Linked DNA regions of Homo sapiens: regions 2, 3, 4, 5 and 6 are each linked to region 1. Evidence: chromatin contacts called from ENCODE Hi-C or POLR2A ChIA-PET data. All regions are on one chromosome and are shown on one strand. The core of a region is the stretch at or near the end of the contact, and the rest is flanking DNA. Distances in the headings are between cores, read along the strand shown. Region 1 holds the start of NETO2 (neuropilin and tolloid like 2). Region 2 holds the start of LINC02134 (long intergenic non-protein coding RNA 2134). Region 3 holds the start of LINC02192 (long intergenic non-protein coding RNA 2192). Region 4 has its middle 79 kb from the start of LINC02133. Region 5 has its middle 130 kb from the start of LINC02133. Region 6 has its middle 150 kb from the start of LINC02133.

Region 1 (4,386 bases), core at 740-3,239:
ATACCAAACACAACACTTGCCCCACGTTCCAGGCTCATCCTGCTCCCTGCCTGCTGAGCTCTTCTTCTGCCTCCTCTCCTCTCGCCACCCCAAGCATTTCCATGGTTTGTGTGTCACCTCCTTCAGGAAGTCTTCTCTGATGACATGACACGCAGATTTTTCCTTCAGTCAACAACTTCACATTAAGAAACTATTATGTTAATTTGAGAGCCCCTTCCTCTCAAATTTTTTTGGTTCACTGTTGTCTGTAACCTATACTTAATATTGTCTTCTTACTCTCCTATTCTACTAATATGCTACATCATTATTATTATTTGAGACGGAGTCTCGCTGTTGCCCAAGCTGGAGTGCAGTTCAAGCGATTCTCCTGCCTCAGCCTCCCTAGTAGCTGGGACTACAGGCGCGTGCCACCACGCCCAGCTAATTTTTGTATTTTTAGTAGAGATGGGGTTTCACCATGTCGGCCAGGCTGGTCTTAAACCTCTGACCTCGGGTGACCCGCCTGCCTCAGCCTCCCAAAGTTCTGGGATTACATGCGTGAGCCACCTTTTCATATCCGTGGGAAAAAGTTCTTAAATGTTTTATTTCCTAATTGGTTCTCGTGTGCGATCTTAACTGTAGTAGGTGGTTACCTTTAGGAACCCAAACTTACCCATCTTTTATGCCCCCATTCACAGCACATGGCAAAGGGTGAAACACCTCGATATTAATTGGTGTTAAGTATGTTTTTCCTTTGTAAATCTCATGAATTATTTATGCTTTTGTACCTTTCTTGAAGGAATACAAAGTGAGAGAGAAGAGCTTAACACCTGAAAAATGTTTCAGTTGCCTGACATTGTCTTTAGCTACAATTGGTTAGACAAACGTTTACAGAGTTCCTACTACACGCAGAGACAGGCATAAATATTCTATTATGGTAAGGCCTTGATCACGGTTGTTATCTCCAGCACCAATCATTGTCTTCTGCACATAATTAACACCCAATACGTATGTGTGGAGTGAAAAAAATGAATGCAGTCGGCCTGCCTGCAAGCAGCTGATATTTTAATGGTGTGAGGGTGAGGGAGATATAAAGGATGAACAAATAAATAAATGAGGAAGGTCATATCAGTGTGATAACCGCTGTGGAGAAAATAAAGCAGGATCATGAATACCACCAACAGCCAGGCAGTTGTTGGCAGACCTGGAGACTCCCATCAGCTGGCGAAGCTGCCCAGCGTAGTGGTTAGCTGCTAGGAGGGCAGCCCCGGGGGAGGTGCACAGCCCTGCCGCTCATTCGCTACGCGGCTCTGGACGAAGGGCTTCACCTCTCTGGCCTCGACTTTCCAATCCCCTAAAACCTACTTCATGAGGGGGAGTCTGAGGAGTTGGTACTAAAGTGCCTGTCAACCTGGCGGGCGCTAGGGAAACGCCGGCAGCGCCGCGGGTCGGGAACTCACCGGCGCGAAGGGCACGGAGAGCCTCGGGCTCCCTCTGCCGATGTCCGCGCTTCCCTGCCCAGGGTCGAGCAAGGCTGAGCTGGGCAAAGTTTTGACCTTGAATGGAGGTCTGGGGGACTAGGGACCGGCGCCCCTCTCTGTCTGCTAGGGCTGGCGGAGACCCGGCAGGCCGGCGAGGGTGCGGGGCCGAGGTGGGCGGCGCTTCCCGGGCGCCTCCGTCAGACGGGAGGCATCGAGGGCTCGGCCAGCTGCCCCGGGCGCCCTGCGCGGCGGCTGGGCACGGGCCGGTCACTGCCCCGGCGCCGGCCTCTCGGACGAGGCCGCCGCGCAGCCACGGCGAGAGGCACCCTCACTACCCCCGCGCCCAGCCGGCTCCCAGCCCTAACGGCAGCCGGCGGGGAGCGACGCCGTCCCACGGCGCGAGGCCGCGGCGGGCGCGCGAGGCGCGGCGCGGGGCGGGGCGGGGCGGGCACATGCGCACAGGCGGCGCAGCCGGCACGCGGCGCTCGCGCTCCCTCCTTAAATGAGCCTGGGCGCCCCGCGCCCGCCACTTCAGTGGATCCCGCGCCGGGGCCGCGGGCGGAGCTGCCTGCCGGTCCCGCGCCGCGCGTCCGCACTCCTCGGCCCTCGGGCGGTCGATGGGACGGGGCGCCGCGGAGCAGGAGGCGGCGCCCGTCGGGGTGCTCGGGCCGCGCGGGAGCCCACTGTGGGGCTCGGGCATGGCGGGCCGCAGGACCTGAGCTCTCCTCAGGGGAGCGGGGAGGCAGCTGCTGGCCGGCGATGGGGACGGAGTGGGGCCGTCGCCGCCGCGCCGAGCCGTGAGCGCCGAGCCACCGCCGCCGCTACCTCAGCCCTTCGCGAAGCGCCGGGCAGCTCGGGAACATGGCCCTGGAGCGGCTCTGCTCGGTCCTCAAAGGTAAGGACCGGGGCTGGGGCCACGGACGGCGCCCCCTGCGGGCCGAGGCTGGCGCGCCGCCCTGCCCGCGCCTCTGCGTCCCTTACCCGCGCCCGGGACCCGACGCGCCTCTTTGTCTGGCGGGGCTCGCGGCTACTCGGAGCGGACCGCGGGGCGCGAGCCCTGCCCGGCTCCGCCGGCTCTCCGGGCGCGCCGCTTCCGACCCCTGCGAGTCCGGCCGACGTTCGCGGGGCGCGTGTGGGAAGAGGGATCGGGTCGGGAAGGCGGCCAGGAGGCCCCTGGGCCCAGCAGGGCCCTCCGGGCTGCGCCCTCGCGCCGCTTCCGTAGAATTCCGCGCATCCCTTTGCAAAGTTGTGAGATTCCTGTCGTGGAGCGGAGGCCGCTCTTTCTCCAGATGTGATGGCAAAAAGTAATTCCACGAGAACAATAAAAGCCGCGGCCGTGACGTCGTGCAGTGGTTTTCGAATAGCCCCGCGGCGCCTGCACCTCGCGGCGGGGAACGGGGCCTGCTGGGCCAGCCGGGTCCCACCTGCTGCGGCCACGGAGGCTGCGGCACCACTGCGGGCTCCGGGGGCGGCGCGCGGGCGCCGCGGACCCGGCTTGTCCCGGCCCCCGGGGAGCGCTGCTGCTCGGGTGCTTCCCGGGACGCGGCGCTCCTCGCGCTCCGCCAGAGGTCTCAGAATTCCCCGCCGCTGGTGTTCGGTTCTTACTAATTTGTTGTACTGGGAATTAAAACAGTTGGCTTGTCCAGAGCACAGAGCTCTAAAACCTACTCCACCGGCTTTGCATTTCCCAGGAGGTGGTAATTTAGATGAAAATTTATATACATAGATAATTAGGATTGGGATACAAAGTTGCTCCTGAAACTCGGACTGAATAAATCGTCTTTTCAATTTCCAGAGGGAAAACAGCACCACCACTCAGTAAAGGACTTCCCTTTTTCCCCCTGCTGATTTAAATTGAAAGCTGACGTGTTTGTAATGTCGTAACATGTTCTTTTTTTAAAAATTTCGAGGGTACGGCTGAGGCATTATTAACGGTGTTATGTATAACTCAGCACTGTATCTTAATATTTGTAGAGTGACTTTTTTCCTGCTCCCTAACAGCACTTTTTTCAAATTTGTTTTATTAGAAAGTTCAGTGTAATTTTGCTTTTGATTTTAATTGGACACATTGTCTACTCTCCACATATTCCTAAATTCGTAATTGAGATTTCAGTAATTCGAAACGTTTAACTACCCCACTGTAAACGTATCTACAGCTTGTACTAAGGTAACCTAGGACTTTCTAGCTGATGAATATTTCACAAACCGTAAATCCGTAGTGATTTCTTTATTACAATTGAAAACAACTCTGAAATTCATCCTGTGGCTTTCATATCTCTAACTCCTAATTTTTACAGTCATTCCTGGGAAAGGAATGTTTTTACTCTTTCGTGATAAACCGTATGCACACTAGGATTTCTGATCGTGTTGCTTATCTGAATTTTCTGCCGTTGTCGGATTGCGCCCTCACTACGGTAAGGTTGTCAGCATGCTACTGACCGTGCATCCGAGAGCACCCCCGGATGAAATCGCGTAGATCTGTCACACCGCTTTACCTGCAGAACTTGATAAAATCGAGCTGGATAGGGTAGGGGCTGGTAGCGCCTCCTCCAATGGTGAAGGGATTTGCAGCGTTTCTGCCTTTGCCTTTCCCGTGGGTGCACACTGCCCTCTCTGGCCATCGTGGTGAAGCGTTGAGTGTTGTACCTTTCAGGAAAGGATTCTGGTGATGGCAGAGCTACGGTGAAAACAATATAGTGTCTGGCTTTTCTTTTTTCAGTGTTAGCCTACACTATTTTTACATGCTGGAGTATTTTTAAAGCTCAAGCTGAATTATTATTGTTGTTGCTGCTATTGGTGGCGGCTTCCTAGAGAGAAAGCAAGTTATTTTTAAAGTCGTCTGTGGTATCAACTTGTAAATGCCAATAACTGGTCTGGAAAGATTCAATAAATTGTTAACAGTAGTTGATTCTAATACGGAAATCTA
Region 2 (4,386 bases), core at 885-3,384, 820 kb before region 1:
TACTCTTTTTAATTATAATCCTGGATCCACCATCTCACCCAAGTCCACCATCAAGAATATAAGAAATCTATTCCTGAGCAAGGGAGTAACTAAGATCAGGGTTTATCCTAGGTCTAGAAGCAGAGCCATAGAAATCAAGATGTAGGATGCTGAGTAGGTAGATGCAAGGATGAAGCAAGGTAAAAAACTGGAAACATCAGGGCCTCAATGACCAAATCCAGGTAGGAGCTTAAGAGAGCAGTAGCAGGAAGTGTTAGGAAATCCTGTATTCCAAAGTTCACAAACTGAAACAGGAAAAAATGCACAGAAGGCCAGTCGCTAGGAGAGATGAATCTTTTTGAGGACCTTAAACATCTAGTGGATTTGTTTTTCTAAGAATAAAAACGTTAATATCTATTAAGCATTACATTCCAGGTACCACTATAATCTATTTCATGCATTGTCTCATTTAATCTGCACAAAAATATGACTTTCCTTTTCTTCCATTTTGCAGAAGAGGAAGCTGAGACTTAAGAGAATGAAATGACTTACCCCAGGTTACACAGCTACTGGGAAAGAGAAGAAACAGAGACAGAGAGAAGTTGGGCTGGATTTGAATCTAGACAGTCTCACGTGCAAGCTATCATTTAGCCAACAATTGATATTACTGTCAGGTGTTCTGTGGCATTCACCTCCCTCCAAGATTTCCTGACAACATACATCTGTATTATAAACATTTTAAACCAATATATATTGATTTGGCATTGACAATTGCACATGTTTATTCTCGGAGATGACTAGAACGAGCTCAGGATTGAGAACCACTGCTTTGGGCTTGAAAAGACCCTGCAGATAAAGACATCAAGATGCTTTACCCTCGAGACCCCTTTGGAGGAGTCACTGTCTCCGTCGTAACTCTGCACAGTCCCTCCAGCAGCTGTTGGATGACTTCCATGCCCTGGAGTGTTAAAGGAGGAGAATGGGGGAAGAATTAGAAGATACAGAAGGACAAGTCGAAGCATCGTAATTCTGATTTTAAAAAATCAGGACACCATAGAAATTCTATTTCTGAAGATTTATACTCCACTTAATGCCATGAGGACTTTAGGTGGCTAAAAAAAATCTTGTAAACTAAACAGGGTTATTGGATTGTGAAATTGAGAGCCATAAAATTTAAAACAATTTCATATGAAACTTCAACTTTTTTTTGAATTTCAAAGTAAAAGAGGCAGTATCAAGAAAATTTGAATTTCAAACGAAGAGGAGAGGAGCCAAATTTCTACTTTGCTGACAACTGAAAACCCATCATCAGTCCAGGGTGACTCAGGTTAAACACCTGCTCTGGGGCTGATGCCTGAACTTGCCCCTGATTCTTGCTGTATCAGGTTTGAGACTAAATCAGGCAACTCCTGTCTCCTAGATTCCTCTCAGTGTCTGCAGGAGCCCTCTTTCTTTTTTTCCTATGGAAAGGCCGTTGTAATGTCTCGCCCACTTTCGCCTCTTTGTGAACATGGCACCAGAACTTTGCACTTCACACGGTCTATAAGATGTCATCTTCTAATTTTTCCCCTTTTGTGTTAAATGTCTTTTTCCAGTTGAAAAGTAAGCTCTTTTAGTGTAAGGGCACTCTCTGATGCCACCCTTGCTTGTTCCATTCTCAAGTGAGCAGTAGCTTAGTGCAGTGACTATGATTTGAGTTTGAATTCTGAACCTCTGTGACATTGAACAGATTCCTTATCCATTTCTTCTGTAAAATAGGATTAAATAGGCAAAAAGTACTTAACCCAGTATCCAGCATATATTCATTCCTCAATAAACCTTACTTAGCATTACCTTTTATTGACTGGAAGAAATGGCTTTAGGACTTCATACACAGCTGAGGCACTCTAATGGATGATTTCCTCATTTTTGCCTCTCCAAGTTCCGAGTCCTCCCTTTTCAAGATTAGAAGCTGAACGCTTCTTCTATCCCCTCCCACCCCCATCACTACAGCTCCTCTCCATCTGATTCAAGTATCTATTACCATCTCATTGAGATGCCACTTAGACAAGGCCTTCAAATGTGGAGCTGCAGAAGGGGCTGGGTGTAGTCTGGGGTAAAGGACTGCCCATTAACATTCAATCCATAATAGAGACCATTATCTTGGCAGCAAAATACCCCAGCAGTAGTGATGTGAGGAAAGGGGGGTGGGTTACCAAAGCAACAGGGAGACTGGAGCTGCACTGTTTCTATGGCAACAGAGAGCAAGCACGAGCATTCTTCTAGTTGGAATGATGATTATTTAGGCTCTCACCAACAGTATCAGTGACTCATCAGGTGGATTGTGTTGCAAAGTGTGGATTAGTAAAGGGTTTCTCTTCAAATCCTGGCAAGAACGAAGCCCACAATAGAGATCCTGACTCTTCAAGCTGGAGCCTGGACTCCTTTATTAGGAATGAAGGGTCTCTCCTTGGCTACTGGCCAATTAATTACCTCCTTAATATCAGCAATTCTTATTTATGATCTGCAATCTCCACGAGTAGCCTGCTTGGACAAAACCCATTTATGGAAATCCAATTCATAAGGTACATAAATTAAGTAGTAGAGAAGTGCTTACGCAATTTTCTCTTTTCCCTCAATTTTAATTTTATCAAAGAAACACACTTGCATCATTAAAAAGTCAATTAGTGCTTAAAAGCTTATAACAAGAAACATCAATCCCCACACATATAACACCCCTCCCTCTCCCTGGTTCCTAGAGGCAACCACTTTCAGGAACTTTCATTTTATATCTTCTATTTACCTCCATATTTTCAAATATCTCCACATTGCCTAAAATTTCCTATTAAAGTGGGTAGATAAAGCTCTTCACAACTTGCCTCTCTTAAACTCAACCTCCTAATATGATTATGCACCATTTAGTCATGCACCACTAAATGACAGGGATACTTTCTGAGAAATGAGTTGTTAGGTGATTTTGTCCCTGTGCAAACATCACAGAGGGCACTTACATAAACCCAAATAGTAGAACCTACCACACACCTAGGCTGTATGGTGTGGCCTATGGCTCTGAGGCTACAAACATGTATAGTATGTGACTATACTGAATACTGTGTATAGGCAATTGTAACACAATGGTGTTTGTGTATCTAAACATAACTAACCATAGAAAAGCTACAGTAAAAATATTGTATAAAAGATTAAAAATGGTACAGCTTGGTAGAGTATGTAGTATGAATGGAGCTTACAGGACTGGAAGTTGCTCTGGATGAGTCCGGGAGCTAGTAGTGAGTGAATGGGAAGGTCTAGAACATTACTGTACAATACTGTAGACTTCATAAACACTGTACACTTGGGCTACACTAAATTTATAAAAACTATTTCTCTTTCTTCAACAACAAATTAACCTTGACTTGACTATAACTTTTATACTTTATAAACGTTTAAACCATTTAAAACTTTTTGAGTCTTGCAATAACACTTAGCTCAAGACATAAACACATCATACAGCTGTACAAAAAATTTTTTTCTTTATATCCTTATTCTATAACGTTTTTCCTATTTAAATATTTTTTAACTTTTTGTTAAAAACTAAGACACAGACACACATGCTAGCCTAGGCCTTCACAGGGTCAGAATCATCAAGACGTCACTAGGCTATAGGAATTTTTCAGCTCCAATATAACCTTACGGGACCACTGTCATGTATGCATGTGGCCCATTGTTGAGCAAGATGTCATTATGTGACACATGACTGTGTATCGCAACTTTTGAATAAATCCTATTTATGGATTATGATGTTTTCATCATTAAGGACATGGAAATATTGGCTCACTGCTGAACTAATTAGGGAAACTCAGTAACATGATTTTACACAGGCTGGGGCTAGAGGCTTCCCCATTCAAGATACAGACCTGCACCCAGTCCTCTGGGTCTGGTTTGGTACATGGCCCTCCTCTGCACTTGGCGTCCGCATATCCGGAGGCTCTCTGTTCAGTTTCTCTGAATAATTCCCTCCAGCTTCTTGACAATTAGATCGGAAGACTCTGGCCCTTACCCAGACCCACATCCCTCCCTTGCTTGCAGCCTGCATTTCTGGCTCACCCTCAGCCATTGCTGGGGCCGTGGGTTCCTGAGCCTTTAATTGGGCAGTTGGTTTGACCTTTCCTGCCACTGCCCTCTTGTACAAGCGGGTTCTGAGTTACAGATATCTTCTGGTGTTGTCCAAAATGGACTTGTGGTTCTGGTTCTCATGCTCTTGTTGTTGGGGGTGACTTCCATAGAAGATGGCAGAAACTTCTTTGTCTTCATAAACCAGGGAAGTTTTCTTGAAGAAGTTGGCTGCCTGGAAGGTAATTTCCACTGGAGTGAGTTTTGCAATGGAACTAAATTATATAAAAATACCTCCATAATTTTTAAATTACAGTA
Region 3 (4,386 bases), core at 1,101-3,600, 740 kb before region 1:
CTTGGGTACCAGGCACTGTTCCAGGAACTGGGGAGACAGCAATGGAAAAATAATAACTCCTGTTATCATGGAGTTTTGTTGTTGTTGCTTGTTTGTTTTTAAGACAGGGTCACCCAGACTGGAGTGCAGTAGAGCAATCATGGATCACTGCAGCCTCAAACTCTTAGACTCAAATGATCCTCCCATCTCAGCCTCCCGAGTAGCTGGGACTACAGGCACAATCGCATGTCTCGCCTTTTTTTTTTTTTCATAGAGATGAGGTTTCTTTATGGTGTCCAGACTGGTCTCAAAACACCTGTCTTCAAATGATTCTCCCTCCTTGACCTCTCAAAGTGCTGGGATTACAGGTACAAGCCACTGTGCCCCGCCTTCATCAGAGTTTTCAGACAGACAGGAAGCAAATAGACATATCACGTAACGTCAGATAGGAATTATGGCTATAAAGAGAAAGAAAGTAGGTTAAAGAATTCGGAGTGATGGGAGATATTTCAGGCTGGAGGGCAGGAAAGAACTCTTGCGGAGATGCCTCTGGAGGAGAGACTTGATTAATGTGAGCAAAAGGCTTGTGATTATTGGAAGCAAAACTGTTCCAGCCAGAGGAAGCAGCCAGCACAAAGGTCCTGAGGCAGGAAGATGCTTGGGAGGCTGGAGATGCAGGGAGGAGGCCAGCACACTGGGAGCACACAGAGCAAGGCAGCAAAAACCAGACAGATGGACAGAGAGGCAGACAAAGGTCAGATCGTGTAGCAGCACAAAGAATTTCAAACTCTATTCCCAATTTCCTAACAACCCTTTGAAGGGTTTTGACTGAGGGCATGCGGCGATCTGACTTTCTTTATACATGGTTGTGTCTTATTTAGTCTTCAAAACTATCTTATGAGATAAGCAGCATTAACCTCACTTTACAGATGTAGGAAGTGGGAATGAGGGAGATTAAACATCTTGTCCCAGTTTATGCTGCTGGTAAATGGTAGATTTGTAATTCCAATTTAAAGTGGTGTGATTCCAAACCCCAGGCTCTTCACATCACCCCATGCCATCTGAGGACAGGAACTGTGTCTTGCATGACCCTGAAACATGATCAGAGTACCCAGCACGTGGCCACTGCCTGGTAAGTATTTTCTAAATGAATACGTAAGACTCAACTCAAACTCTGCCACATTCCTGCAATGCCTGGGCGTTTGGGTCATTGACATGGCAAATATAGAGAGTACAGGGATTTTTACAATCCAAAAGAGAATGGCAAAGAATTAAGATGTTTTGATCTGTGCTCTATTTTGGGCAATAATTACCCTTCCATGGAAAAACATAATTTTTTTTCAGTGATTCCATTTTTTACCCCACTTGATACATTATCTCTTCTACATAAAGAGTTCTGTGTGCACACACATGTCAACGCTGAAACAGACAATCATCTTGCCCTTTCTAATAGTCTAAGGGTCTGTTGGAAATGACATGCACTACAATTTAGCTGAGTGTTGAGTTTGCTCCTAAAGGCTATTCACATGCATATATCACGTCAAGAAGAGTAAACGTGAATGGATCCTATGCCTGTTCTCCTTCCTACACTCAAGTAACCCACCATGTAGCAGCTCCTTTTTTTCACCCTTTCCCAGGGGTAAACTGAAAGACAAAAGACCATTTTCAGGTGAGTACCTATTATATACCCCTCTACTGACTCACAGTTCCCCACTGAATACCCCGAGGCTACTCCCTCGCAGCCATTCATACAATAAAGATGACTAAAGAAAGGAATTTGCATGTGCCAGCCTCTCCTCCCTGCTGAATGCGCTGGTGAGCAGAGCCTCAAGCCTGCCCTAGCTCACAGGAGCCTCTCAGGTTCCTCGGGTGGAAGAGGCCAGGCACATTCTCACGCAAATATGAAATAGAAGAAAGGCACTGAAGGAAGCAAACTAGAGGTTCTAAGAGCTTTCCAGCCTGACCTCTTCTGGGGTGGAGGCACAGAGGCTTCTCTGATGACTGGTGACACAGGATGGGTGGACATTGAGGAGATGAAGAGGGGAAAGGAGCAGCATTCTAGGCTCGGAGCTTTCTCGGGGCTCTGAAAAGCACAGAATCAAAGGGTGCAGAAGGCTAGCGTGATGGGTCACAGGGTCAGGGAGGGGGCTGCGGGTGGGAGGCAGGGACTTTTAGGTTATGATCCTAACATCTCCTTTACGCCCCCAATACTCACAATACTGGGTGTTGACTCAGCCTCCATAGGAGATATCACAATGAGTGAGTGAAAACAGGCTCAGGAAATCCTCAGAGCTCCCAGGGTGTCTAGACACAGGGATTCTATAATCCTGTCAGGAAAGTGGGTGGGAGAGGGATTTGCAAAGAAAACCATTAACATCACTTCCCCAGGGCGAGGAACTCCATGTGAGGCTCTGGGGGAACCTGACTATGTGCAGTCGTTTACAGCCTGGGTCTCCTGGAGCCTATGAAATGAGAAGCAGTCATTAGCACAGCAAGCGGCCCTCATCCTTCCTTCTCAATAATAACACTGTCACCAGAGGATGGAAAATTACCCTGACGTCTCTGTATCTCCAAATTGCACTTCAGAGACAGACTGCGTAAGGCAAACAGACCCTGAGTGAAAACCTCCTGGCTAGACTTCCAAGCCAAGGCCTAATAAATAACCCTGAAATATACAAAGTGATGGCAGCTTTGCTCTGTGGCTCGTGGCTTCTGCCCTGGGAAGGACCATGAATTTCAGCGTCTGACAGATGGGGTCAGAAAGTGGAGTCTGCCTGGTGGGTTGAGGATCTGCAAATTAACCCCATGGTGGTGGTTTCAGAACAAGTGTGCCTGCTCACGCAAAGACTAACCTCTAAGAAAGGAGCAGGCCCGGAGGTGAGGCCCCCTGGGCGTGAAAGAATCAACCCCAGTCCACAAAGTCCGGAGATGAGACATCCTGCCTGGAGGAGGGAGCCCTGTGCATCGCAGGATCAAAGAAGCCAAACAGGATCTTTAGTGGTGACCGAAAATGCTCATGAGGAGAAAGGCTGCATGGCATTAAGTGAACCCCATTGAAAGGTACAAAATTTTCATAGTCTGTATTTTTCTTTCTCTGTCAAAAACACCACGATTTGCCAAAGCACTTTAGCAATCATTTGTAAATTGGTCCGCCAGGGTCTCCATGAGAATGTTAAATGACAACAAGAAGAAATCAATATCTCATCGCTGACGCGGGGCTGGGCATTCAAGTGAAATACAAGATTCAAAGTACTGATAGAAGGATGCAAAGATGTTGATCTCCTGGGAAGAAAAAAGTTAAAAAAAGGTGACAAATGCCAAGCTAGAGAGACTCATCTAAATAGCTAATGCAAATAAATCCAACATAGACAGCTATAGATGTTGAAGCTTTTTTTTAAATTAGATTTCTTCAGGGATTACTGATAAGCATCACATCAAAAAAGATGATCAAGAATAAATTGGTTCTCAAGCAATGCCTGCAAAAAAATTGTGATGTGAAAATAAACAAAATATTCCTAATGTGAATAATTTAAAAATATAAACAACTTTGGAAATAGGAAATTTACAGAGTTTACTACAAAATCTGTATCCTAGAAGAGGTATTGCATTTAGAGGTAGGAGGCTGCATATAGGAAACCAATAATTGTTAGCATTTATCAAGTATTAGTTATATGCCAGGTACATAACTAATAAGTGACTTTTTGTAAGTAGGTGGGATTTTTGTGAACACTCAGTGAGCTCTACGGAGTATGTACATTTATAACCCTTATTTTGTAGATGAGGAAATTATGGCACAGAGAGGTTAACTATCTTATCCAAGATCACACAGCAAATCAGATCTAGGATTCCTGTCTCAGTTCCAGAGTTGTTGCTATTTGACTCTACTTTTTACAGGTGTCTATCCATTTGGCTTAGGAGAAAGGGAGTTTAAGGAGGACTAGCTACAGGTTCTCACTAGAACAAGAAAGAAATAGCTTAAGAGCTTTATCCAAATAAACTTTTTTTTCTGGGAAGAGAGAAGGTAGGCATCATTTTGGGTGTGGCCATCACCAAGGCTGAGTTTTGTTTTTGTTTTTGTTTTTGTTTTTCCCTTGATGCCTTTTCAGAGGCTTTAAGGTTCTGGCTGGAACTTCAAAGAGAATCCTGGGTTTTCTCTAAATACAGTTATATTTAGCAAAATAAATAAATAAACATGAATTGGGGAACAAGAGTCAGAACAATCACTTTCACATGTTTATCTCAAGTTGCTATAGGAAAAGAAAATTTAGCAAAGTAGTCATTTGAAATATTTTAAAATAATTACACAGCAACAAGCCAGAAAGCCAAAACATTTTCTTCTTTTTCAAGATATTCTGACTCCTTTTGCATTTCTACCTCTTGGAATAACAAACCATCCTCTCTTTTTAT
Region 4 (4,386 bases), core at 611-3,110, 640 kb before region 1:
TGGGTTTCATTTTTCTTTTACATGCATATATTTTTCATACTTACGCTTCTGCTTAAAATCTTTCTGCATTCAATTCCTGAGCATGGTATGCAAGGCCCTTCAAGGAACAGCTCCTTCAACCTCTGTTCTGTCAGTTCATCCCACAAAATGCATGGTCTAGTTGTTCTCCTCCCACATAAATGCAAAAAGTCCTCCCATACTTCTAGGATGTAACACATCTTCCCAGGAGTCCTTCCTGCCCCCATTCACCAAAATAACTTCCAGTCCTTCCGGATGCACGGCAAGTCAGTGTGATGGAGGAGTTCCGTGCACGGGGTCCGGGTGAAAACTGCTGGCCTGGACTCCCAGCAGTTTGGCTTACTAGCTGCATTTGCCAGTTGACCTAAACTATCCAAGCCTCCATTTCCTTACATGTTAAATGAGAAAAAAAAAAAGGAGTGGTTCCTCAAAACATGAACCACAGAGTTACCATACAACCCAGAAATTCCACTCTTCAGCACAGTCTCAGGAGAACTGAAAACCTACTGCCATGGTCTGAACGTCTGTGCCCCCAACTCAAAATTCATATGTTGAAAGTTAACCCCCAAAGTGATTGTATTAGCGGCCTTTGGGAAGTGATCAGGTCATGACTGGGATTAGTGCTCTTTAAAAAGAGACCCTAGAGAGCCTACCTAGCCCCTTCTGTCATGGGAAGACACAGTAAGAAGGGGCCATCTATGAACCAGGAAACAGACCCTCACCAGGCACTGAATCAGCTTGCACCTTGCTCTTGGAATTCGGCCTCCAGAACTGTAACAAATAAATTTTCCTTCGTTGAAGCCCCCAGTTTGTCATGCTTTGTTATAGCCTCTCAGGAGACTCATATAATCACCAAAAGGCTGTTGAATGCCTGCTCGGAATTGAACACTCAGGAGAAAAGCAGCCCTAAGCGATGGATCAAGGAAAAGATGAATGTGGAGAGAGCCCAGCCTATGGGTCTCCCCATCTATTCCTCTCCTCTCACCTCCTGTCCTTCTTTGCCACACCTGCGACCTCTCCAGCTGCAGAAATATTTACCAGGCATTGTTTAAACAAAAAGGAGAGCTAGTTCTAAGAAGAGCAGGGAAGAATAAGATGGAACCAATCCGGAGGCCAGAACCAATGTCCTGGCTTATAATTCAGAGCAGCCTCCTCCCTCTCCCACCCCCAGGGTGACTTTATCCTGTAAATTAATCCCATGAATGGTTTAAGACACAGGCACTGAATTAAATGTGACTCATTTTCTATTGCAAATTCTCCTTACTGACTTAGTTACTTTATATGCCTGAAATTATTTTATTTTTAGTTAACACATTTTTTAAAAAACGGAATGAAATGCAAATCCTTTCAGAGCTTGTCCGACTCCTGTAAAGCTTAACTACATAAATTTCAATGTATTATTTATATCCAGATATGCTGCAGCTGAATTTCACATGTAAATGTTCAGAATTTCAAGTTCCTTAATTGAAAACTTAAAAAAAAAATCTCTCTTCATCACCACTGGCTGTCTCCCCTCTTTTATGAAAGATACTGTTAATATGTTACAACATGGCCCTCTTGCACACCTTGGAAGGAGATCCAAGTCTTGTTCCCTTCTTGGTCCAGCCCTGTGACCTTGTGATGTCACATGATTTCAATAACATGAAAGTGAAAGCAGATGACTGTTTCATGCTCCGTGGAACTCTGGGTTCTAAGAATTTATATGGGGGTTGTAGAACGTTCTGGTAGGAAGGGGCCTGGGAGCTCCGTCCCTCCCCCTGCAGCATCGGGGGTATCCCTGCAGGCCCCAGGAATTCCGGTCTCTGGAGGCAGTTTCCTCCCCAACGCAGGAAGATGAGATAAGTGAGCTGGGCTCACGAGTGGGCTGCCTCTCTGGGGAGCTTGTCACTGTGCTGGCAATGACTCAGGGAACATTTCCTGGAGGAGGTGGGTTGCAGGAGCAAGAAGCCACCAGATAACTTGCCAGAAGAATGTGCACAGGAGGCAGAAGCAGTTGTAGTTCCATCTGCATCCATCAATGTGAATGCACTTACTAGACTCTCTGGATTCAGTGTGCTGGAGACAGCTATGGTTCTAACTGTGGCTTATTTGGTTGAGTGAGAGTGGACTAAATGGTGACTTACACTGAATGTAGTGTAAATGCCAGAAATTCCTTGGTACAATATAGGAGAAGAAATTCACAGGCATAGGAGGATGGGAGTGTTGGAAGGGATTTATTATGCTAAATAAGATTTAGAGGAGGCTATTTATTTGTTTGAACTGAACTTTTGCACCAGGCCCAACAAACCAAATCAAACTGAAGTCACTCTTGCTGAAGTTCCATACCACCAAGCTGAAATTAAGCTGTTAATCTAACTTTCCAAGAAATCAGGAGAGAGAGAGAATAACCAAATCTCCAAACAGGCCAGTTTAAGCCAGCATAATTTTAAAAAGTTCTTTCTGCTTTAGAAGAAAAGTAACTTTGAAACAACCAACCCATTTTTTGTTCTGTTTCTGCTTTCCTCAGCCCTTTACTGTCTATAAAACCAACCTCCTTTGCTTGGCTCAACGGAACACTCATTTTGTTTTATGAGTTGTTGCCTTATTCTAGAATTGCAGATAAAAACCAATTAAGATCTTCAAACTGAATTTGTTGTAATTTTGTCTTTTGACAATCTTGTGTGACCTGCTAACCCAGCCCTTAACAATATGTTTCCAGAGGGCTCCAGAGACACTTCCTTCACTGGGGCATTGAGAGTTACATTGTATTTCCACATGCCCAATTCCTTGAATCAGTCTCAATTCCTCTTTCTCTCCCATCCCAGATGGAACCCATAAGCAAATCACAGTGATTTTCTCTTCAAAATACATCCATAATCCAAGTGAGGTAGGAGGAAGGCTCAGACACTGGACCAAATTGAGGACTAGTTAAGACAGGGTCTTATGGAAAGCAGCTTTCCATAAGACACCCCACCAGTGTTCCATGTCAGTTTACCATTGCCATGGCAACGCCTAAGATTTACCACCCCTTTCCATGGCAACACGAGAAGTTACTGCCCCTTACTAGAAATTTCTGAATACTCCATCCCTTAATTTGCATATAATTAAAAGTGGTTATAAATGTGACTGCAGAACTGCCCCTGAGCCGCTGCTCTGGGCGCACTGCCTTATGGGGTAGCCCTGCTCTGCAAGGAGCAGGACCTCTGCTGCGGCCATACACTGCCACTTCAATAACAGCTGCTACCACCACCACCTCACCCTTGAATTATTTCCTGGGTGAAGCCAAGAACTCTCCCTGGCTAAGCCCCAAATTTGGGGCTTGCCCACACTGCATCACAAGTATGTCTTATCATGACTGCTGCTGTCTCTCCCAGTTACTTACATTAGGTGGCTGGTTTGTCTCCCTGACTCTTCTGCTGTTGGTCCCCTTCCTACTACCCTCCACACAAGAGTCAGAGTCATTCGGTGTTTTGTCTCTTTTCCAATAACCAATTCTCTAGTTCTCTGATACCAACTGAGTTTCCTATAATTCAATTCATTTCTGACACTAACTACCCAGAGTTAGCACAGACCTCCACAAGTTAAGGGTTCTACAAGTCCCACAAGACTGCCTGTACTTCAGGGCCCAGCCACAAATGGGGTCCCCAGGCTACCTGCACTTCTTCCTGGCCAACTACTAATTCAAGAGTTCCCACGACTGCTCTCTCTCCTTCAGTTTGATAATTCACTAGGGTGATTCACAGAACTAAGGAAAGTGCTATTCTTACCATTACAGTTTTGTTACAAAGGCTACAACTCAGGAACAGCCAAAGGGAAGAGATGCACAGGTGAAGGCATTGGAAGATTGAGGGTGGGGTGTGCAGAATTTCTGTGCCTTCTCCAGGCAGTTGAACTTCCCAGCACATCAATATGTTCATCCACCTGGAAGCTCACCTACTCTAGTAGTTTCAGAGTTTTAATGGAGCTTTTATTCCATAGGCAGTTTTGATTAAATCATTGGCCACTGGAGAATGAACTCCATCTGCAGTCCCATTCCTCTCCCTAGAGCTAGGAGGTAAGTCTGGAAGTTCTAACCCTCTAAGCAAGGGTTTGTTATTCTGGTGACCAGCCCCACCCTGAAACTCTCTAGGGCTTTCCCACCCCTTGAATCATCTTGTTTACATACAAAAAACACTCCCATCACTCAGCAAATTCCAAAGGTTTTAGGAATTCTGTGCCAGAAACTGGAGATGAAGACCACATGTATTTTTTATATCACCTTCTGCTAAACCACAAGCCATAGTATGTCACAACTCTGTTCAAAATCCTCATTTCCTTAAGAGTAAAAGCCAAGGTTCCCACAATGGCCCATAAAACAATACATTCTAGTCCCCCTGCCCTTCCCCTAAC
Region 5 (4,386 bases), core at 1,334-3,833, 590 kb before region 1:
GAAGGAGCAGCCAGAAAGTATTTAATGCAAATGTCAATACAGTCAGCCTAAGTAGAGGCCAGCTCAGCCCATTGGAAAGGGAGTTGAAGGTAAATAGAGCAGAGGCTCTGGGAAAGGAGCCAGCCAAGCCAGCCCAGGTGATAAGAGGTAGACGGTCCTTTTTTGCTCTCACCTCAGAGCCCTCACCACGCAAGGCCTGGTTTTTCAAATAGCCTTCCTTACAGATAAAAGCCATGCCTCAGTACAAATGAATTCTTGCTCTGATACCACTCAGATGTATTTTAAAGCATTGTTCCAACAGACTGATTCCACAGTAAAAGAGAGGAAGGGCGGGGTGAGAGAAAGGAGCCCAGAAGTTTCCTTGTCTGTCTCTATGTGAATCCGCCAGGCCTTTGTAACAATCACACTTAACTTGAGAGTATCTGGAAGAATGGGCCATTTTTCATTTTCCAGAGAGAATGGCCAGCACCTATAGCTTTAATAGATCCAGAGAAAGAGTAAACATAACATTTAGGATCTCTGACAAGGTTAACTGAAGATTCCACCCCAGGACAAGTGGGGTGAGTTACTTTGCTATTTCCTCCCATATGTGATATAATTTTTAGTATAATCACATTTTCTCAGACCTCAAGGAAGAGCCCTAGGGGATATTTTTAATTATAAGGTAGACTTAGCATTTGGCCCTATGTATTATGAAACATCTTTGCCAATGTCAGATAGTTGAGTCCTAGGACCAGATGGGAGCATTCATACAGGCTTATACGAGGCACTTCAGTTCCTCTTATCCTCAAATCTGCTCTCACCTCATTGTCTGAATGTACAACATCTGAGGCTTTGTTCTCCCTCGCACTCTCTGATGGGAAGCTGTATAATTCGATCCATTGTACATTAAAGGTGTTTCGTTAGGATGATCATTTAAAATACACACACACAAAGGCACACTCCAGGGTGCCACATATTAAGCATTTTATCTTTTCTTTTAAAACAATCAGAGCTAAATGTTTTTACAGATAATCCCAGACCTCATTATAGGGGAGTAAGTGCACACTCTTATAAACCATTCTTTCTCAATAACCTGGCTTATGAATATCTTCCTCTGCTCTCTTCCCATTTTCACATTTAACCCAGTTTCCTACCTTTTGAAATTCAGCAGAATCTTCTCTGTCTTGTGTAGCCTTGGCTGTGTTCTCCTGACCTCAGATCCAGAGACGATTCCTGTGGGTTATCTACCTAATGCCACCCACAACATGAAAGCCAGCCTGTAGCCGGCTGTCAGGAGCTGCTGCCTTCAGGTGATTATCATGCTCTGCATGCCTTTTGGAAAGGAAAAAAAATCAGTGAAGCACTGCTGGTCTTGCTGCATCTTCAGGATTATTATTATTATTATCATTATTGAGAAATAGTTGACTCTGCAACTGGACAGATTCTCCTTCAAAAGGCAAAGATGCCATAGGAGCAAAGGAGTCGAGACACCTCGTTGTCTATCCCCTGCCTCTGGGATGGGCTGGGGCCATTCTAGAATTTCAGCGCATTCATTCTCTCCACATAGGATGGCTCAATGTTTATGCTTAATTGCAATAAGTTTCCTTAGCATAACAGAAGCTTCGCTGGACATCCTCCAGTTCTCCCAGTTAACAGCGATGTCCCTCCTCCTCTACCAGGCTGAGCCATTATAATTTCTTCCTCAGGAATATGGATTGGGAATGTATAGCAAGGCCCCTGGTATGTAAACGCAGGTACTGCTGGTGGCTGTGTTTTCTACTGTGTGGACTGGAGAACGAGAAAGCAAAGACACAGGAGGAGGAGAATGTCCAGAGAGGAGTGAGATGAAAGCAAGGAAAGGGTCCCCCTTGCTGACAGCCAGGCCCCTCCCTGGTTCTATTCTTCCCTGAAAGCCTTGCTGCATCACGGGTCCATGAGCACCGTTCTATGCTTACAATTCTCCCTCACTTATTTTGTTTTTGTTTTTTGAGGCAGGGTCTCACTCTGTCATCCAGGCTGGAGTGCAATGGTGCGATCTCAGCTCACGGCAATCTCCACCTGCCAGATTCAAGCGATTCTCCTGCCTCAGCATCCAGAGTAGCTGGGACTACAGGCGTGCGCCACCACACCCAGCTAATTTTTTGTAGTTTTAGTAGAGACAGGGCTTCACCCTGTTGGTCAGGCTGGTCTCAAACTCCTGACCTCAAGTGATCTGCCTGCCTTGGCCTCCCAAAGTGCTGGGATTAAGGTGTGAGCCACTGCACCCAGCCTCTCCCTCATTTATTTTTTCCCTTAAAACAGCTCAAGTAAGTTTCTGATATAACCAAAACCTTCCTTACTGATAAACACATGTAACTTTTAAAGAATTGTTATTCTTTCCCTTTTCCTTTTGCCTTTTCCACTTTATCATCTGGTGTTTTGACTTCGTGGTTTTGCTGTGGACGCACATGTACGCTTGTGCGTTCTAAGACGACTTGCCAGTCTATATGGAAAAAATGAAAGACAGATTCATCCTATTCATAAACAAATGCAGGGAAAGGCATTTCAGAGCCTGCCCTGGTGAGTCACCTGCACCCCCTCCTGTGGGGCAGTCACTCTTTAGCACAAGTCTGTGTGGAAAGGCAGAGCTGGGGATTGTAGGCACTTTCATTTTTTTTTTTTAAGAGAAACCAGAAATAACCATTTTTATGAGAAATCTCTTAATTTTGAATTGTCGGCACAAATTATGTTCATACAGGAGACCAGTCCCCTGCCCCCTGCAAAAAAAGTTTTCAGGCTGCTTGAGCTCTCTACTTTACATCCTGTTAGTCATACTGTGGTCTGAGGACCCACAGCATCAGCAGCACTCAGGAACTTACCAAAAATGCAGAATCTCAGGCCTACCCCAGACAGGATGAGTCAGAATCTGTATTTTAACAAGGTCCCCAGGTCATTTGTCTGCACATTAAAGATTGAGAAATCCTGGCTTAGTTCACTAGTTCCTAAATTTGGCTGCATATTAAAACTGCCCAAGGAACTTAAAAAAAAATAGTAATACCTGAATTCCACTCCCAAGGATTTTGTTTTAATTAGTCTGGAATGCAGCTTGGGCATAAAAAAATAAAAAAATAAAAAACTCCCTGGGTGATGTTAACAGGTAGCAAATGTAAATGTAAAGAACTGCTGGTCTACCACAGGACCCAACACCACTTCCTACGGCCTCCTAGGTACTGTCCAACAGCTCACTCAGACCTCATCCGCCTTGGCTCCTGAATTGGCAGCTCCAGGTCTGGAGTCTCAAGACTTTCACAGGAGGTGCAAATTGTAGCTCCACAAATATTGCCAGAAGATAATTTTGGGAGAGGAGTGGGGAAGAGCGTTTCAATTTTTTTTAATTTGATGATCCTAAATTAGAAGACAGGACTTTCTCAAATGCCACAAAGAAATAGTGAGTATGAACATCTTAGAAAAATAACTATTATAGTCAAAAGTACTCAACTGCACAGTACAAAGACTCCAAACACACAGGATTTAAACCTGTATCTTAAATGATCTTAGGCTTCTGAAAATCCCAGTTCTTTGAAAATGTGGCCAAATAAGAAGGGAGAGAATAACAACAGCAAAATAACCAAGGTTGAACCCTGGGAGAAAGGATGCTTAAAATTAGAGTGCAGGAAAAACATCTTCTTTTACATTCTGACCCCTCGTCTCACCACTCTGATCATTGCTTCTATAATACATTCCAGCAGCTAAAACAAGCTTTTTGTTTGTATCTGAGTGTCTGTATAAAATTCTTCCAGTGTGATAAACTGCAAACAAAAACCAAACCCCCAGTTTTTTATCCCCCCTGTATCAATGCCTTGTGCAATGTGATCTGTGGCTCCTCCCCTCATGAGGTAGAGTCTTTCACCCCATCCTTTGAATCTGGGCTTCCTGTAGCCAATAGAATGTGTGGAAACTGTGCTCCCAGTCCTGAGCCTAAGCTTTAAGAGGGCTTGCATGCTGCTGCTCTCTCTCCTGGAGCACCAGTACTGCAAAGTGAGCAAGCTGGATTCGCTGGATTTGGAGAAGACCCAAGGCCCTCCTAGACCTCTCAACAGCCAGCCAAACCCCAGCAGCTGAGAAAGCCCTGCCAATATCAGCAGTCACCTGCCTAACCCACAGCTGACCAAAAATGCATGAGCAAGCCCAGTCAAGGCCAGAGGAATCACCCAGCTGGCCTACAGCATAGTGAGTTAAGTAAATACTTCATTGGTTACACAGCAATAGCTAACGGACATACCCAGCTTAGAGAATTTCAATTTAAACATTAATGTTCTAAAGAAATGGAGTTCAAAGAAATAACTGGAAAATAGTTAAGCAAAACTTGGGAACACTAAGGAAAGAATAAGCTTCTTTTGTCAATTTTGTTCCTCCATTGAGTCA
Region 6 (4,386 bases), core at 1,061-3,560, 570 kb before region 1:
AAGGTTTTCCTGACAGAACCCTGACTCAGTTGTCAATGAGAGCTGTTCTAGTAGGCAGCTCCCTCATGTAGGGAACAGATAGTGAGACTCGAGTCCTACAAATGGATGGGCAGAGGTCGTAGTACTTACTGGTGGGATAGATCCCCTTAGCAACAGGAAGTCACCTGCTCATCCTGTCAGTGGAAGAACCCAGGAACAAAGGAACCCGCAAGGATATTTGGGGTATGGGAGAAAAAGGGAAGGGGCACATTCATTCCCGACAGTATCGATGTGAGCAGTCCCACCGTTTGATCACGCGTTCCTTAAAGGATTCTAAACTCGCCAGGATAGCATCATTCTTTTCTAATGCAGCAAGAAAAATATCAGGACAACCCAGTCTAGGTCACTGTTCTTTTTAGTGGGGCCCGGGGAGGATGGGGACTGGGAGGTGGACTCTAAGGTGAAAGTAAAAGGTGCCATCCCCTATAGAAGATGTGCTCCTCCAGGTGCAGGTCTGAGTTGTTAGGGACTAAACCTCTGGATTCAAAAGAACCATCCCGCATGAGTACAACCCTGGAAATGCCAGGGCCTGCATGCAGTCTCTGCCGCACACCTCCCCGACCCCTCTGTGGTGCCCCTCAGGGGTTTCACTCCATGTGGGTCCTCACCAGGATCAGGGCAGGGCACAGCTTGGGAAGAAGCCCCTGTCTCTCCTCCTAATCATGGCATACAAAATGCATGGTTTCAACCAAATCCAGGTTTTTCTTTAGAAACCATGGATCTTAAAAGGTGTTGAGTCCTGGACAGGAAGAGATGTTTACAAGCCCTTCTGTGTTTGTCAATCAAAGGTGCCATGCCCATGGGAAGCAATGACCCGAGAGACGACTCCCCCAACCAAATCTCTGGAATTCTAAGGACAGCCATCCTGAACTGGGCTCAGGAGCTCCATTAAGGATGCGGAGGGAAGATGCAATGGAGCAGAGGCAGAGGCAACAGAAATAGAAGAAAGTTTCCATTCTTAGAACAGGGGGGCTGTCAGGCAGGGCACGGTGGCTCACGCCTGTAATCCCAGCACTTTGGGAGGCTGAGGTGGGCGGATCACCTGAGCTCAGGTGTTTGGGACCAGCCTGACCAACATGGTGACCCCGTCTCTACTAAAAATACAAAAATTACCCTGGCATGGTGGCGCACGCCTGTAGTCCCAGCTACTTGGGAGGCTGAGGCACGAGAATCACTTGAACCCAGGAGGCAGAGGTGGCAGTGAGCTGAGATCACACCACTGCACTCCAGCCTGGGAGACAGAGCAAGACTCTGTCTCGAAAAAAAGAAAAAAAAAAATGAAGAACGGGCAGACTGACTCTCCCTCCACTGAGGACACCACTTTAGACTTGCTTTTTCTTAGCCATTGTTGTTGTCGACTAAAGACAAAAATTAAGCTTTTAAAGAATTAAAGTTAGTTTTATTCAGAAGTCTTAATGAGGACAATAGGCTGAGACCTAGGGCCCAGAGCAGATGGGTCAGATTGCTCCAAACCAGTTTCAGCCACAGCTTATATGCAAGTGGCGGCGGTTGAGTATGTGCAAAATCACGTCAAAGTTTGGATGTGAGAGTACATCTGGTTCTAGATGACTACCCTTTCAGACGTTATCTTATGTGCAGGCAAAGGCAAAGGTTCAGGTTATTTATCTTTTCAAGGATGTAGTGACTCAGGGAGGATGTGGGTGGCCGCGGGCTCTGTCCTGCCTTGTCCTCAAGGCATTGTTCCAGAGGACTGCATTTCATCACAGTGAGGGGTTCAAGCAGAAATGAGCAAACATGGCTTTTTATGTTTGCTATCTTGTCTCACAATTGTCATTTAAAAAAAGAATACAGAAGTTAAAAAATAAACCAAAAGGAGCTGGTCTAAAAGGTAAGGCAGATTAGTGCAGGGAGTTCAGAGCCCAGATCTGGAATCCTGCAGACCTTGGCTCTAACCCCCGCCCTGCCACTGGCCTGGCACGGGCCTGTTTAACTTCTTAGCTACTCAGCTTTGTCATTTCTCAAACAGAAGCAGCAACAGTCTCTTCCTCACAGAAACGGTGTCAGGGCTAAATGAAATCAATCACAAAAAGCGTTTAGCAAAGATGGAGCCAAAACTCCTGACGGACACTGGGCCAGGTGTCCCAGGGAGTGGGTGGCCGGGCCCCGGGCAGGGTCTGACAGACACTGGGGTTAGTGTCCTGAGCAGTGGGTGGCCAGGCTCCGGGCAGGGTCTCATGTACTCTGGGGCTGGTGTCCCAGGCAGTGGGTGGCCAGGCTATGGGCAGGGTCTGACGGACACTGGGGTGGGTGTCCAGGCAGTTGGCGGCTGGGCTCAGGGCAGGGTCTGACGGACACTGGGGTGGGTGTCCCGGGCAATCGGTGGCCGAGCTCTGGGCAGGGTCCCATGGGATGCATCTGGCTCCCTGGCTTTTCAATTTCTTCCTGGGGCTGCAGCCATCCATTCCTCTGAACTGAAAGCTGAGTCCTAAACCACATTATCTCTTTGTCTCATTTGTGGGTTTCGATGACAGACAGTGAGACAGGCAAGTGAGCAGTCCCCACTCCCTGTTGGGGAACTTTCTCCTGGTTTGAGCCAGATATCAAGTGGGTGGTTACTGAGAAACGAAGCCACTGGGTCCTGGGAGTGGGAGCAGAAAGGAGATGTCAGATTCCGAAGACAGAAGACAACAATAGGACTTGGCAATTGATAAAGAAGGATATTAAGTATTAGTGCAGGTTCTGGGATAATGGGGAGGCCATAGAGAAGAGACCTTAAGTCCAGAATGGAGAATATCTGTATTGGGAGGAAATAGCAAGTTCTACAAAATTTGGATAAGGGGTTTGATGAAAGATAGTAGGACAGATAAGTGCAAGTTTCTGGTGGTTAAATAGCAATACAGGATCCATATCTATTCTTATCTATGTACATGTGTCTATACATCAAGATGTGTGTGTGTAGGAGTTAGCATAGAAGTGAAATTTAAGACAAGGGAATGAGAAGCTCTTCGAAAGACAGACACAAGGGAGTGAAACACTTAAAGGAAAGGGGATGCAGTTACAGAAATGGAAGATGAACTGATAAAAAGGTAGAGGTGGAGGGGAGCATTGCAAAAATCCAGCCCAATTCACTCACTTAAAGGATAAGGAGACTGCGGTTCAAAGAGCATCAGTGATTTGCCGAACAGTCGACCATGTCCAGAAAAAGGGAGATATGGGGCCTGAACCCATATTCTCAGACTCTCAGAGAATTCTCAGACTCTGTCCTTTCCCACTGGAGACCTGGACATGGCTACTTGCAAGTGAAAGTTAATTAATGTTGATCACCAGGATGAAATTGGTGATCATGAAGGTCTAAATTGGCATAAAATAAACTTATGGGTCAAGAAATTGTGAATAGTAAAAATGTGAATACACCTTTTCCTTTCACATAGGTCAATAAACAAACACACACACATAAAAGCAACACAAGAAAGAATTTTTTTTTTTTTTTAGACTCGGTCTGTCGCCCAGGCTGGAGTTCAGTGGCGCAATCTCGGCTCACTGCAAGCTCCGCCTCCCAGGTTCATGCCATTCTCCTGCCTCAGCCTCCCGAGTAGCTGGGACTACAGGCGCCCACCACCATGCCTGTCTAATTTTTGTATTTTTAGTAGAGACGGGGTTTCACCATGTTAGCCAGGATGGTCTCAATCTCCTGACCTCGTGATCCACCAGCCTTGGCCTCCCAAAGTGCTGGGATTACAGGCGTGAGCCACGGCGCCCGGCCAGAAATCTTAAAACTAAACAGAATCTTGTTAATTGAGGGCAGATTAATGATTTCAATGGCTGGAGAATCATTCCGCTATTTTTATTTATTTATTTATTTATTTATTTATTTTGGAAAAGGAAGTTGCAGGAAAAAATCAGATTCAAAGCATCTCCTTTCTGCCTGGATTCATCCTGCTGTTTTCAACCCAGAGTCTTGTAGGAAGTTGTCCAGAAGGGAAACGATCGTGCTGCAAAACTTCTAGGTCATGAGCTGTGCTTTCATAATTTGCAATGTCTCTATCAAAAAACAATTGAATCTGAAGAACCAGAAACACATGTTGCATGAAAGGTTCCAGATTACAGCTCCCACTTTCAGCCTCAGAAAACAAACACTTCTCTAAATGATCCCAACCCTTCTGAACCCATCATCTTTACTGGTGGCTGAGCTGGCATTTGAGCCAAAATTGCCACTTAAACCTGCCCCATTTAGTTCACTGTACTGATTGCATAAGATGGGACCGTTAATTATCTACCTCACATTCTGTTTCTCCTCCACCATGGTAGGGTGGGCACTTGACAGTGGGCGACTGATGTTACCGAGTTTCTTCACTTTCATTTTATGGTGGGATCTCAAAGGGAATG

What was found. A loop is a pair of places that touch in the nucleus more often than their neighbours do. ChIA-PET counts read pairs that join two places held with the same protein, here RNA polymerase II (POLR2A). Pooled maps may share reads with other maps.
Region 2: a pooled map shows a loop between it and region 1 (2.7-fold over the local background). The contact joins the promoter of LINC02134 here to the promoter of NETO2 in region 1. A Hi-C loop is called at or near these places in 1 of 37 single-sample maps with no recorded cell type and 4 of 50 pooled maps. POLR2A ChIA-PET finds 5 or more read pairs at or near these places in 1 of 52 experiments (OCI-LY7).
Region 3: a map of A673 shows a loop between it and region 1 (2.6-fold over the local background). The contact joins the promoter of LINC02192 here to the promoter of NETO2 in region 1. A Hi-C loop is called at or near these places in 2 of 168 maps with a recorded cell type or tissue (A673 and chondrocyte), 11 of 37 single-sample maps with no recorded cell type and 6 of 50 pooled maps.
Region 4: a loop to region 1 is called in a map of naive thymus-derived CD4-positive, alpha-beta T cell, with 4 times the contacts of the local background. The contact joins the enhancer-like site here to the promoter of NETO2 in region 1. A Hi-C loop is called at or near these places in 1 of 168 maps with a recorded cell type or tissue (naive thymus-derived CD4-positive, alpha-beta T cell), 6 of 37 single-sample maps with no recorded cell type and 13 of 50 pooled maps.
Region 5: a map of IMR-90 shows a loop between it and region 1 (4-fold over the local background). The contact joins the enhancer-like site here to the promoter of NETO2 in region 1. A Hi-C loop is called at or near these places in 4 of 168 maps with a recorded cell type or tissue (IMR-90, MCF 10A, chondrocyte and 1 more) and 9 of 50 pooled maps. POLR2A ChIA-PET finds 5 or more read pairs at or near these places in 1 of 52 experiments (activated CD4-positive, alpha-beta T cell).
Region 6: a loop to region 1 is called in a map of mammary epithelial cell, with 5 times the contacts of the local background. The contact joins the enhancer-like site here to the promoter of NETO2 in region 1. A Hi-C loop is called at or near these places in 3 of 168 maps with a recorded cell type or tissue (Calu3, MCF 10A and mammary epithelial cell), 3 of 37 single-sample maps with no recorded cell type and 6 of 50 pooled maps.

What each region holds. Positions count from the first base shown.
Region 1 is chr16:47,141,548-47,145,933 of GRCh38, reverse strand. NETO2 (neuropilin and tolloid like 2) reads left to right here and starts at 1,989. Exons shown (of 9, transcript NM_018092.5): 1 at 1,989-2,355. The coding sequence starts at 2,322. It overlaps ITFG1-AS1 (ITFG1 antisense RNA 1), which reads right to left and starts at 1,866. Exons shown (of 4, transcript NR_110904.1): 1 at 1,440-1,866. RefSeq lists silencers at 1,459-1,788, 1,849-2,688, 2,859-3,008, 3,836-3,885, 3,896-3,985.
Region 2 is chr16:47,963,437-47,967,822 of GRCh38, reverse strand. LINC02134 (long intergenic non-protein coding RNA 2134) reads right to left here and starts at 2,134. Exons shown (of 2, transcript NR_146502.1): 1 at 1,813-2,134. LOC105371237 (a long non-coding RNA gene) reads left to right here and starts at 2,387. Exons shown (of 4, transcript XR_933513.2): 1 at 2,387-2,543.
Region 3 is chr16:47,885,094-47,889,479 of GRCh38, reverse strand. LINC02192 (long intergenic non-protein coding RNA 2192) reads left to right here and starts at 2,350. Exons shown (of 2, transcript NR_110649.1): 1 at 2,350-3,039. The region is part of intron 4 of LINC02133 (long intergenic non-protein coding RNA 2133); the gene reads right to left. RefSeq lists enhancers at 238-1,051, 1,052-1,866, 1,407-2,606.
Region 4 is chr16:47,777,210-47,781,595 of GRCh38, reverse strand. No RefSeq gene overlaps it. Among named protein-coding and RNA genes, the nearest start is that of LINC02133, 79 kb to the left of the region's middle. RefSeq lists enhancers at 1,600-1,949, 2,010-2,099. Within about 2 kb of position 1,860, at least 7 of the 41 ENCODE cell types and tissues checked have a DNase peak (open chromatin) inside an H3K27ac peak, as active enhancers do.
Region 5 is chr16:47,731,113-47,735,498 of GRCh38, reverse strand. No RefSeq gene overlaps it. Among named protein-coding and RNA genes, the nearest start is that of LINC02133, 130 kb to the left of the region's middle. RefSeq lists an enhancer at 586-1,785. Within about 2 kb of position 2,583, at least 4 of the 41 ENCODE cell types and tissues checked have a DNase peak (open chromatin) inside an H3K27ac peak, as active enhancers do; they include IMR-90, where a contact is called at or near this core.
Region 6 is chr16:47,710,628-47,715,013 of GRCh38, reverse strand. No RefSeq gene overlaps it. Among named protein-coding and RNA genes, the nearest start is that of LINC02133, 150 kb to the left of the region's middle. Within about 2 kb of position 2,310, at least 3 of the 41 ENCODE cell types and tissues checked have a DNase peak (open chromatin) inside an H3K27ac peak, as active enhancers do.